3 separate regions of the Homo sapiens genome follow, and all the other regions are linked to region 1. The links are chromatin loops, found by intact Hi-C in ENCODE. Cell type or tissue: A673. All regions are shown on one strand.

The links. Hi-C counts contacts between places; a loop is a spot of excess contacts. Peaks named below come from ENCODE experiments on the same cell type or tissue, not always from the same donor. Only the 100,000 strongest peaks of a DNase experiment are listed, where the experiment ranks them.
Region 2: a loop joins it to region 1, with 4 times the contacts of the local background. A loop is called at or near these places in 23 of 110 quality-filtered maps.
Region 3: it touches region 1 in a loop (3-fold over the local background); 8 of 110 quality-filtered maps call a loop at or near these places.

Annotation. Positions count from the first base shown.
Region 1 is chr12:11,580,423-11,582,922 of GRCh38, forward strand. No RefSeq gene overlaps it. Among named protein-coding and RNA genes, the nearest start is that of LINC01252, 34 kb to the left of the region's middle. In A673, CTCF peaks have their summits at 28 and 941 (motif pointing right); DNase peaks (open chromatin) are centred at 39 and 969; H3K27ac peaks cover 610 bases.
Region 2 is chr12:12,016,843-12,019,342 of GRCh38, forward strand. No RefSeq gene overlaps it. Among named protein-coding and RNA genes, the nearest start is that of BCL2L14, 53 kb to the right of the region's middle. In A673, a CTCF peak has its summit at 1,198; DNase peaks (open chromatin) are centred at 1,149 and 1,769.
Region 3 is chr12:11,876,929-11,879,428 of GRCh38, forward strand. All of the region lies in intron 5 of ETV6 (ETS variant transcription factor 6), which reads left to right. Among named protein-coding and RNA genes, the nearest start is that of BCL2L14, 190 kb to the right of the region's middle. RefSeq lists an enhancer at 1,309-2,106. In A673, no CTCF peak of the experiment used is centred here; a DNase peak (open chromatin) is centred at 1,223; H3K4me3 peaks cover 675 bases; H3K27ac peaks cover 2,500 bases.

The DNA of each region.
Region 1 (2,500 bases):
ACATGCAGAAGTGAGAACAGATTCAAAATTGTGTGGAAGTGCTTGCTGCGAGGGCTTTTGGCCTCTGCCTGCCCATGTTAAGCAACTTGGGCACACACCTCCAGTGTCTTGGCAAGAATCTCCAACTCCCACAAGAATGGGAAGAAAGCCAAAGAAGGCCAAAGAAGGCCAAAACTTTCTCCAAACAAGCTCAGTAGCAAAACTCTGTGGGAGAGAGAGAAGTAAGGCAATTGCCCTAGGCATATTGGGCAGATGAGTCAGCACCCAGCAAGAGAGGAGCCTGTAATTCTGGAGAAGTTAGGGCTGGTACCACCATGGAATTAGGTGGAGAGGAAGAGAGAATGTGTACTCATCAAGAAAAATGGATAGTCCAGCATGCAGACATGGAAATGCCCTCTTCACCGTCCTTCCTTTCCTAAGAAATTCTGGGTTCTAGGCCAGGTGCAGTGGCTCACACCTGCAATCTCAGCACTCTGAGGCCAAGGCATGTGGGACACTTGAGGTCAGGAGTTCAAGACCAGGCTGGGCAACATGGCAAGACCCCATCTCTACAAAAAAATTAAAAAATTAGCCAGGCGAGGTAGTGCACACCTGTAGTCCCAGCTGCTAGGAAGACTGAGGTGGGAAGATGACTTGAGCCCAGGAGTTTGAGGCTGCAGTGAGCTATGATCGTGCTATTGCACTCCAGCCTGGGCAGCAGAGTGATACCGTCTCTAAAATAAAATAAAATAAAATAAAATAAAATAAAATAAAATAAATTCTGGGTTCTCTGTCCACACCTGTAGTTAAACTCACTGAGAAGGAAAATACCAAGCATTGCACCAAAGTCTAAGAAATCACCACTAAAGAACTTACCCCTGTAATCAAAAACCATATAGACCCCTAAAAACTATGGATATAAAATTTTATAAAAGAAAAGAAAAAGAAAATGCCCAGCAGGTGGCAGCACTAGACAACTGAAGTAAAACAAGGCTGCAAGGCAACACGAAAGTTCATCTTGGAGACTTTGCGCTGTAACTTTCCTTGGTGGGATTTTATTTAGCTATCAGTGAATATCTCATAAGAAGGAATTTGTATCCCAGCACCTACCACAGTGCCTGACACATGCTGGGTATATGTGTTGACTGAATGCAGGCAGGCTGGCAGGCAGGAAGGAAGGAAGGAAGGAATTTTGACAACTCACCTAAACTAGAAAAATGTCATCATTTGAAATGGCCATATTCTCTTCTTATCCCATCATTACTATTGTCATTTTAATTAGTTTTAGTAATATTAATAAAGCATCCTACTAGATTAATTTTCTCTACTCACCCTTTTGACAACCTACATCCTTATTCTCTACTGAATTAAATTTTTCTCATCGCTTTTGGAGACTTTTATTAAATCTCAGGGTTAAAAAAAAAAAACTCAAGATTAGAAACACCACAGCTAGAATTCCAGTTTTAAAAGAAATTATTTGTCTTTGAATGTTGGTGTTTATAAGGAAGGCATTTATGAGTAGACTATCGTTCTTTGATTAGTTGTATTTTTTTTAACCAATGACTTGTTTGCAGACTGTGCTTAAGTTTTATTATTATTTAAAAAAAATTTGTTTTCTTTTATTGACCATCTCTGAAATATGCTATTGTGCAGTGGCTTGCGCTTTTTTAGAATCCTACTTAATAATAATTTAAGGTAATAAAAGTTAGAAGAAAGACTAAATAAACTAATAGATGATAAGAAATCACTCTGCCCATGCACTGTGCTATATTGGGTCAGAGTGATGACTTTCTATCACTTTCGAGATAGAGGAAGAAAATCCTCACCCTTTGCTTCACCAGATACAGAAAATGGCTACATTGGACACCCGAATAAGAGCTTCCAAATCTACCTATTAGAACGAAGGGTAGCCAAACTTTCCCTGAAAGCTAATGTTAGCTGAGCACGATGGCTCATGCCTGCAATCCCAGCACTTTGGGAGGTCGAGGCAGGAGAATAGCTGGAGGCCAGGATTCATGACCAGCCTGGGCAACACAGCAAAACCCCCTCTCTAAAAGAAAATGTTTAAAATTAGCCAGGCATGGTGATGAGCGCCTGTAGTCTTAGCTAGCTACTCGGGAGGCTGCAGTGAGAGGCTCACGTGAGCATAGGAGTTCAAGGTTGTGGTGAGCTATGATTCCATCACTGCACTCCAGCCTGGGCAGCAGCCAGATCCTGTCTCAAAAAAAAAAAAAATGCTAATGGTAAAATTTTTGCTAGTAAGAATAATGGCAGTTGATGACACTCAGTTGGAGCATGTAGTTGAGTTTTTTGAGGGCGGGTATGTTGTTTTATGTACTTTCATATATCCCTAGCATCTCACCTTGTGTCTGGTATATTTTAAAACCTCAATCAATATTTACTGAATGTGTGGAGACTATCAAGACATATGTCACTGAACAGTGGTACTTGAATCAGAGCCACGTTCTCAGCAGAAGAAAAGAATAGAATGGCAGATCATGGGAGTCACAATTCAGCAGAC
Region 2 (2,500 bases), 440 kb after region 1:
AAACTAGGGATGGAAGCAAATGAGTTGTCTGTTTTCATGCAGATGAAGTCGTGGGAGGACGTATGATTCATGTGTTGAGTGCTTTTTCAATAGCATGTTTCTATCATTTCTGGAAGACAGCAAGTTAGTTTCCCCCCGAGGTGGTGGGAGAGGATGTTGTTTGTGGTTTTCCCTTTTAGAGGGGAGTTACATTTGTTTTTGTTGTTGCTTTGTTGGTTTATCAATTTTTTTGTTTTGCTGTGTTGTGATTTGTGTTCATGAGGAGTTGGAGATGGCGGTTGGGAGAGAAAGTTTTGGAGGGGTAGGAGGAAGCAGAGCCTATGTACAATGTCTACAGGGGCTGATCACACAAACAAGGTCAAGGTGGTTCAAAGTCATAGTCAGATGCCTGGGGGCCTGCCAAACACCACATGCCTTGGTTAGGAAATTAGTGACAGTTTGACATCTGGGTCTTGTGTGATTGCCATCCAAAGATAAGGAAGGGAAAGAGGAGAGTCCTGGCATGGAGTTCCAAGCAGGCTCAGAGCCCCGGGCCTGCCTTTCCATCACATTAAAGAATGTGGCTGCTGTGCCCTGGAGCGGTTCCCTAGTCACACCAGGTGATGGGAGCCAGGAGCATGGGATAGAAGGAGCCTGGTCACTGTCCAGCCCAGAGTATCGCTCAGTGTTGGCTCCCCTGCCAGTCTCTTCCAGGGTATCTGACACCCAAACAGGTTGGTGCCTGGAATTAGGGTATTAGGCCACTGGACCTTCTTGGGGAGCTCTAGGGGGTCTCTGGGAACTTGAATAAGAGCTGCTCCAAAAACTTCTCTGAATCCTGCACCCCTCCCTTAGCAAGCAGTATGCTGGTAAAAGGTTAACAACCAAGTATCTGGCGAAAAAATGCCCTGATTCATAGCATTTGCTAACTCCCATGGTGTAAATACTCTCCTACCTTGGCCAATTTCAAGTGGCCAGTGTTATGTTAACTAGATCACAAAAATCCTGAAAATTAACATTGAGTTTTCTCAAGCCAGAATGAGCCCCTCTTCTACACCACAGCCCTGAGCCCTCTGGAACCAAAGGAGAACTCAGAAATCAGGAATCATTTGGTCCCAGGCTTTCCAGGTGCCAGAATGAACCACGAGCTCCCGGTGAAGCCGCAAGTTTTATGAGTCTGCAGCACCTCACAGTGGAGGGACCCTGGTGGGGGCAGGAGGAAGGAACGGAAGTTGGCTAATTAGAGACCCTAAAAAGCCCCCAGAGAATGCAAGTAAGAGAGAAAAAGGGATTGGGAGTAAATGCTAGGAACTCAAGCATTCAAACCTCTGTGTGGTCCACAAAACAAAAACTGTGAGGTATTTAACCACCTCTCCTTCTTATTTCCTGAGTGTGTTCCTGTCTCAGTCCATCATTTTCCAGAGAAAATCTTCCTAAAGGATGTTAGGAAGCAGCTGTCCATCCCATATCCCTGAGAAGGGGTGCCCTGCCCCTGCAACGTACTAAACACAAGGTGGTGGCTGACATGGAGGAATCTGTCCCCTACACACATAGGACCACTCTGCCAGCCAGGCCCAGGTAGCACCTGGGATGAACTCCCCTCACCCTGCTCCCTGGTCCTCTCCCTACTAAGTCCCATCTAACACACTCCTGCTTGGCTAAGGGAGGAAAATCGCACCTCCTCCAACTCCTCTGATGTCCCTACAGTCCATCCAAACTCACTTACAAGAGTAAGGATTCTTGGATCGACACAGGCCCCTTCCCTTGGGCAGTTTCGGCTTAGCAGGCGTTCTGGGAAGACAGCCAAGCAGTAACTCACTTATGAAAGACTTCATTCTGTGCCTGCTCTCCTCACCCAACAGCTGACACACATGGACCCCCCTCGCTGCCATTTTAGTGGCCCTGGCTGGTCAGAACCTACTCACCTGGCCCGAGAGGCCCACAGTGTCCTGCCTCCACTCCCTTTCCTAGAGCCCTGGATTCCATTCCTACCTCTGCCGCTAATTGCCTCGAACACTCATTTAATCTCTTCTGACTATGGTTTCCTTATCTGGAACACACAAATGGTTGGACTTCAATAATATTCCATACAAGTTTTATAGAAAAATAAGATTTGTTTGGAACTTTAAAGCGATCAAGTATTTTCACTTAATTATTACAAAAAGTATGTGATATAAGTAGTAATATTAGATAATATTAGGAACTGAGGCTCAGAGAGCCTGGGAAATGCATTCCAGATTACCTGGATAAGAGGTAGCCCACCCAAACTCGATCTCATTCCTCTGACAGCCAACACTGCACACAGACACCTGAGCAAGTTGCTACAACTGGGATCCCACAGCAGAGTCCCACAGCTGTTCCTCAGTTAGCATTCATGTCCCTTTGATTCACCAGTTTAACACAATAAATTCCGTTCATTCTAGGCTGAGAGACTAACGTGAATACGCTCAATGTCCAGGAGAAAACTAGGGTCTGTCCTGAGCAAAGTTGGTGAGTGAGCGCCATTTACCTTCCCTGAGCC
Region 3 (2,500 bases), 300 kb after region 1:
TAGCCTTTTGTGACTTTAAAAAATACTTTTACTATCTCTCAAGGTTACATCCTTAACAGAAACAAAAAGATTCTAATCAGCGAGACATCAAGTCTCTTGCATTGCTTATTTGTCACCCAACTAAAACAATGTACTTTCTTGATTTGGTTTTATTGACTGGATGAATTATATATATACAAAGATTCAATTAGGGAAGCCTCTGAAGTAAGATGAAGAAAAAAGTATGAAACTCCAGAGAAAGCAGTTTGAGGCTTATCCTCAGGGGCTTCAAGGACTGGGAGAAGTCACTGTATTCTGGCATCTTGCTTCTGTCTCCACTTCCTCCCACAGTGTTTAATGCTGCTGTGAATTTGTTTCAAAGGAAGCCTATAGACTTTTTTTTTTTTTTTTAATTTTGTACATGAGCCTCAGGAGCAGCCTTGACAGCTAAAAGACCTCGTAAAAGAGAAGTGTGAAGGGATTGCATGAAAGTGCTGGGGGCAAGTCTCAGCCCTCGGCCTTTGTTGGAAGGTGTGGGGTGTGCAGACACATGTGCACCTTCGCACACATGCATCTGTGCATAAATATCTGTGTTTGCAGGAAAGAAAAGATAGGGTTGTGGGATGTCCCCAGAAGCCACAGGGATTCCAGTGTTTTAGTACCAGGTGAAAGAGCCGCTTCCTCCCACACTATCTCAGGGAGATGCCCTTCTGTAGACCTCTGTAGCCCAGTACCCTCAAGAGCTCCTGGAGACAGATGGCCCCGAACAGTCCTAGGGAAGCAGTGTGGGCCTGTGGCAAAAGCTTGGACTGCGAAGTCAGCATGATTGGAATCCGGTTCTTGACTCCCAAGCAGGTGCATAATGTCCCTGAGCCCTTCTTTCCTTATCTGTAATATTGAGAATAGTAATACCCATTTCTGGGCCCTTTTGACTGTTAATGAGACAACATGTGAATGCATGGCACAAGAAAGTTAATTGCTACGTGTCACTGTCCCCCCCTGCCTCACTGCTGAGCTGCCATCCTGCCCATCTGAGAGGGACTGTGTGGGAGCTGTGGGTACAGCCAGCACAACTGCCTGCAGAGCCACGCAGGGCACTGACAGGGAAGGCCTGTGTGGGGTGCCCTTCAAGGCCACCTCCGTTTTCTTATTTCCTTGGAGATTTACTTTTGTGCTCCTGCTTCCCCTCCCTGAAGCTTTGCCTGCTGTCCATATTTGGAGGGGATGAATAAGATGAGCACTGGGGAGGGGAGGAGCCATCACTCCAGCAGGAATATTCCCAGCGGCTGAGTCACTGCATTTGATTTTCAGTGTGAACAACTGAGAAATCAAAGAGCCCTAAAAGAGGAGGAAGTTTCAGGACAATGTTTTTAAAAGATAAAAAAACATCAACAGCATGGTGTCTGAGTGGAAAATAATAGAAGGGGCTTGAGGAGACTGGAAATTCCAGTTTGTGTAAGGGCGCACAGTGCTGTAATACAGAGTCCTACCTCCCTGCAGTCCCTGGATGTGAATTCCCAGGCTGCACCCACACCTGAGCAAAGCGGAGGCTGGGCCTTATTAGGTTCTGACTGCGGGCTGGATCTCAGCTGCAGGCTGTGAGTTTCGGATACCGGTGTTTCCAAGCCTTCTCCACACCTTATGTAATCACAGGTGAAAAGGTCCAGCCTCATTTGCAGCTGTGGTTCTTCTGCCCCAGGAAGCCAGGAAGCGTAGATTTTTGTATTATTTGCCTCCACTTCTCCCTCCCCCAGCGTGCCACCGTGCACATATGTTTTCTGTTTTCCTAAGCCACGGCAAAGCACAAGCAATTGCCCATTGTAAACACACCTCTGCGTATCAACACACACCTGGCTGCACTGGATTGACCAACTTTCTGCTTCTAGGTAATGGCTGATCTAGAATAGAGGAGGAGGAGGGGAAAAAAAAAAAAAACAAGCAGCAGATGGCCCCCTGAATGTTGTAAACCGTGTTTCTCTAAGCAGGGTTTCTCAACACTCTCGATATTTGGGCCAAATAATAATTTGTGGGGTTGCTTACTATATTGTAAGAGATTCAGCAGCATCCCTGGCCTCTACCCACTAGATGCTAGGAGCACCCTGCACCCCAGTGTGACAACCAGAAATGCCTCCAGATATTGCCACATGCCCCCAGTTCAGAACCATATTTGTAAAGCTTAGTAGCAACTTTTTTTTTCATATGCTACTTTGCGTGTTTTGTTGCTGAACTGGAAATAAACGTTAATTTTTAGGTAATAAATTTCAAAAAATGTAACAGGGACACTCAGCCTCTCTTCTGGTAATTATGCCCATGACACTGTCATTTGCAGGCCTTCTTTAAAATTCCACTTGGGCAGTTAAAAGAACATAAAATGACTTTCTTAGAAGCTTTCCTGAAATTTAAATTAACCACAATCATTAAACATTCCCTATGTCAATAATTTGACTTTCCTACTCAAAGTTTTTTAAGGCATCAGTTTTGTCTAGCGTGGTTTTTTTCTTTAGAAACCATGTTGGTTATG